2 separate regions of the Homo sapiens genome follow, and region 2 is linked to region 1. The links are chromatin loops, found by intact Hi-C in ENCODE. Cell type or tissue: HepG2. All regions are shown on one strand.

Evidence for each region. A loop is a pair of places that touch in the nucleus more often than their neighbours do. Peaks named below come from ENCODE experiments on the same cell type or tissue, not always from the same donor. Only the 100,000 strongest peaks of a DNase experiment are listed, where the experiment ranks them.
Region 2: a loop joins it to region 1, with 5 times the contacts of the local background. A loop is called at or near these places in 4 of 110 quality-filtered maps.

Annotation. Positions count from the first base shown.
Region 1 is chr6:119,169,988-119,172,487 of GRCh38, forward strand. No RefSeq gene overlaps it. Among named protein-coding and RNA genes, the nearest start is that of FAM184A, 93 kb to the left of the region's middle. In HepG2, no CTCF peak of the experiment used is centred here; DNase peaks (open chromatin) are centred at 624 and 974; H3K4me3 peaks cover 809 bases.
Region 2 is chr6:119,346,435-119,348,934 of GRCh38, forward strand. MAN1A1 (mannosidase alpha class 1A member 1) reads right to left here. Exons shown (of 13, transcript NM_005907.4): 2 at 2,029-2,500. Among named protein-coding and RNA genes, the nearest start is that of MAN1A1, 2.1 kb to the right of the region's middle. RefSeq lists an enhancer at 1,798-2,147 and a silencer at 2,358-2,477. In HepG2, no CTCF peak of the experiment used is centred here; DNase peaks (open chromatin) are centred at 740, 1,347 and 2,067; H3K4me3 peaks cover 2,500 bases.

The DNA of each region.
Region 1 (2,500 bases):
CTCTTCACTATATGCTGCCTGCTTCTCAGGGTTCTATCTAGGTATATTGGTATATTCTTAACCATCAGAGTCACAGAAAAAGGAAGGGGGTTTTTCTGACCCCATTTGAGATGTGGGGTCCATCAATAGTTTAGCCAGTGGTCTCAAGGGAGTTTCTCCTGTGTACCGGGGGAGTCACCAAGTGACCTCTGCCCAGTGGAGTATTAATTCTTGGATATCTACTTGGAATTACTTGGAGTAGTAATTCTTGGAGTAGTAGTTCTTGAATATCCATCTCAGGAGGAGAAATACAATTTCATTGCCAAGTGGATTATTTTCCTACTTCCAACTTTTTATAGAAATATTGCAGGCAAAAATGTAACATATATTTGTAGGATGGGAGAGGAGTAGCAATGTCTCATTTTTCCCTTTACACCTTTTACCCTAATGTAGAATAAAACATTTATTTTAGAGAGTATTTAAGATTCGTTTTAAGCAGAATATCCTCTACAGTTAATCAATAGATAAAGAATCTTTAGAAGTCTTTGCCTGGACGTGCTGAAACTTCTATTTAAAGAATGAGCTGTGTACGTGAGCCAAGAATGCTTTTTTGGTTTGGCAGTCTTTATCTAATCTTTGGGAGAGGTTAAAAGCGCAGATACACAATGTGGAAATTTTGAAACTTCCCCTTAATGCAATCATCATTGTTTGAAGAGGACCAAAAAGAAGAAAGCAATCTATCGTATATTTTTTAAAGCAGCAAAATAAATTCAAGAGCTTGTTAAAATTCTTTTTAATTGTGGCTTTGACATACTATATGGTTTTTTTAAAATCTAGTGTTTAAAGAAATCCTGTATATTGGTTTATAATGGTGACAAAAGTCACTTTCAGATTTTCAGGGACTGATTAATCTCTCTGAGATCCTTTGTTTTTCTCCCTCTCTGTTCTTTGATCATTATGTCAGCACCTCCTCTGGAGGTAGAGATAAGAAGATAAGGTGGATGATGGCGAAATCGTAATCAATCATTTCGTTTCTGTTAGAATGGTTGAAGAAAAGTCAGCTTGGAACAACAAAGTGAACTTATTTGAAAAAAATGTAGCAATACAATTATTAATGGATTTGCTTTAGCCCTAGAATCCTTGGTCCTATTACTAGAGAGGATTACAGAAAGGTTGCAGTCACTACAGAGAAGTTCTTTATTATTTACATCACTCACAGTGCTCTTCAAGTGTTCCATTGAACAGAAGAAGCCAGCCCTGGATGTGTGGGCATGCCAATTTAGGCATCGATAATGGCTCAAACAAACAAACAAACAAACAAACAAAAACATCCCCTGACTCCCCTACCCTCAAACCAAAAACAAACAAGACAAACTCTAGCGGAATTGAGAATATCTGATATGTCTGTTGATCTCAAGGATAGTGAATAGTTCACAAGCAATGACAAGGAAAGAATATAGCTTGGACTCTTGTGGGTTTTCCCTAAGACAGTTGGTATATTTTGAACATACTAAAATATGAGAAAACCATCCTACTTTTGGTAAGTTTGTTTTGAAATTGTAGTGATGCAATTTTTCTAATGGCAGCTTATACTTAGGTGTCTCACAGTTAAGGTAAACACCAGATTTTTCACTAAAAATAGAATCTGTATTCAACTTTGTAGATAGAAGTATCACTTTGAGTTAGTAGGGCTTAGCAGGGCTGTGTTCTGTTGCAGGCAAACTTAAGATGAAAATCGTGGATGTTTTTGAACAGGAGTTTGAGACTCACTTTTTCTTCATTTCTTAACAATTTGTTCACTCTTCACCAAATGTTCACTGAGTGCCTCCTATGTGAAGAATGGAAGGGTAAACTTGGGTTGAAAACAAATGTGTTCCAGATGCTATATCAAATCCAGTATTTATATTAGCAAATAAGCCATGATGCCCTCCTTTTTAAATTTTAAAAATTCTATTTTTTGCATACTTGCCTTTTTTCCTAGTCAAGACTTGCAAGAAGCAAGTCTAATTTGCTTACTGCTAAATTCCCCAGGACCTATGACAGTATCTGAAATATTCTGGTTACTTAAGAAATATTTGTGGAATGAATGAATGAATGAAAACCAGTAATGACAATATAGTGTGACACATGAATAGGAGTTTGCACAAAGTCCTTTGGAGTCCCATAAGAAGCAAGAACAAATTGGAATGAGAAGCAGACTGGTCACAGACATATAAATTGAGACTCAAAAGGAGGAATAGACATTTTCCAAGAAGTGGAAGGAGGTAGACCAGGAAGGCCTTTTCAGGGATAATACAGAAAAGTGAAGGCCAGCAGGAGTGAGGCATATGGGGGGAAGGAAGTGGACTATGGGTACTTTGTTCAACAGTGTTAGCCTCTCTTCAGAAGCTAACAGCCTTATTCTTGTGTGGGGAGTGCCAGAAGAAAAGGTAAGTGTTAGTTGCATATAATTTACATCTCCACTGCTACAGAAACCAAGAGCTTTTTTTGTTTGTTTGTTTTGTTTTTGTTGGGGGGGAAT
Region 2 (2,500 bases), 180 kb after region 1:
TTGGGTTCTCACAGCAACAAGGAATTTTAAAGAACACATTTAGTTCCACTGCTTTATGCAAGACTGAGCGGTTTCAAAACATCTAGGTGCTAAGATGTTAGACAGAGACTACGTAAATCTCGTTTACACGGTTAATTAAGACCTTGTGATTTAGGCATACAGACAACATGGATCTACTGGATGGATATGCACACTGTTAATATGTTGTCCTGAGTCTGAGACTGCTACTGCCCCACTGGTTCTGCTCTGAATGCACTTGTAATCACTCTTGGTCAGTACCAACAGCTTAACATCTATGTATCTTTCGTATTAAAATCTTTTCCTCGGACAACTGTGATTTTTGTACTAGCTAACTGGCAGCTCGTATGACTTTGGAGGCATGAAATGTATGAATTACACCGTTCAAATTTAACAGAAACACAGGCAGATACAGATCATTTGGGTTAATTTCCTATGGTTTTGGTTGGATATTATTAAGGAGTCTGGGAGGATTTGGTAAGAGGTAGAGCTTTGTTCCACCTTCCTGATTTGGTAGCACAGGCAGGATTTCATGGAGAAAGGAAACTGCTAGACAGTTGTTCTGGAAAGTAGAATCCATTCCCCCAAGTATGGGAGGGTTCTGTCCCTGAGGAGGGGTCTCAGAAAAGCAGATATGCTGATGGACTGTGGAAGGAAGCTATCTGCATAGGAAGGATGAAGACATTCTTCCTAAACCGAAAGGGATCCAAGTCCACTTTAACTTGCTCAATTACAGCTTAACCAAATTCAGCTGATCTTATAATACAAAGTCACAAATCCCATGACAATCCTGCTGCCTTCATTCTGCAGCCACTTAAGCTAAACACCTCTCAACCACCTCAAAAATCTGTTTACTCTCTGAAAATGGGATCAGGGACTTCCTCTCCTGATTACCTACCCAATATGAAAATACAATATTTATTTTCACAGATCGTATTATTTTTTAAATGGCAAAAATATTACTTCCATTCATATTTTAGAAAATTGAACCAAGATTTGGAATGACATGCTTTTAATGTGGTTCCTACAGCTTTTCTATGTAAAACGCAGGCTGGCACCGTTTCACACAGGGAAGTAGCTCAGAGAGGAGGCATGTCCACAGACCGCGTGGTGACAGGTGACTGGGGGAAGTTCGGACCTCGGGCTTCAAGTCCTGACTCATCACTAACGGGTTCTAGAGCTCTGGGCCCTTCGATCTTCATCTTGAAAATGACAGCCTGAAAGGACTTTTTACGGCCCCCTTCAGCTTTAAGCTGGTCCTGACCTAATCACATGTTTCAAGTTCTAACTGAAAATTACGAGAAGGAAATTAGGAAAGATGTATCAAAGTCCATGTTTATCCTGGATTAACTTTGTCACCATTGTGCTGCTGTGGAGGCAAACCTGTTGCATCACATGGAATACCCTATTTCTGGCTGTGCATTAGAAATACAAGAGGCAGCCGACTGGCTTTTTATATTTTCATTTTTTAAAAAAGTAAACAATAGTATCCCTCGATGATGGGAAGTTCTCAGGTTTCACCTTTATAGTCTGAAAGTACACACAGAATGCCACCTGGCAGACAAGGGCCACACAGCTGAACCCGGGGTATGCTGGCTAGCTTTACCACGCGTGAAGACTCACTTTAAAGCCACGTCCCCAATCCTTACCAGGGGGCTGATCAGTGCCGTCGCTGTTACTGGTGGGGCGATTAACCGTGTAGCGGCCAGAGAATGAGGTTTGCGTATTACCTGCCCATGTATTTATACCCACCTCGTGTGGCTTGTGGTCACCAGAGCAAGAGCATGCAAATTAAAAGCAACGAGATTTGACCTTAGATCTTACTGGACACATCTACTACTATATTGGAAACAGGAAAAGAAAGAGCTTTTGACACAGCACCTGGTGGAAGGGGCAAACCTCCATCTCCCCATACATTGCATTGTTGCAGTCTTCAGAGTTTCAAAGGCTTGCCGTTTCTCCCTGAAAAACACGGCCGGTCGGGAGGGATTTCTGGCGCGGCCCACTCACCTCTTTGATCTTTGCCCTTTTCTCGCGGATGGCGGCGTCGGCGGGCTCCCGGCTCTCCACCCCGATTGGGGGCACGAAGTCCACCGGGGGCAGGCCTCTGAACGGCGCCTTGTCACGCAGCTGGTCCTGGGCCACCTTCTTCTTCTCCAGTAGGATGTCTCTTTGGATCTCCTCGGGCAGCTTCTGCAGGGTCTCCTTGGCTTCCCTGAGAGCCCGCTCGTGGTTTTCGCGGATCCTGGCCAAGTTGTCCTCCAGGGCGGCCTCCGGGTCCCCGGGTGCCCCCTCCTCGCGGCGCCGGGCTCGCCCCTCGGCCGCGTCCTCGGCGCGCGCCCCGGGCCCGGGCTTGTGGTCGGCGGCCGGCTGCAAGGCGGGGCTGGAGTGGAACAGGACCCCGCTGAGCAGCTTGGAGGAGTCTGGCAGGAAGAAGATCGCCCCGAAGCAGAGCGTGATGAAGGCGCTGAATACCAGCAGC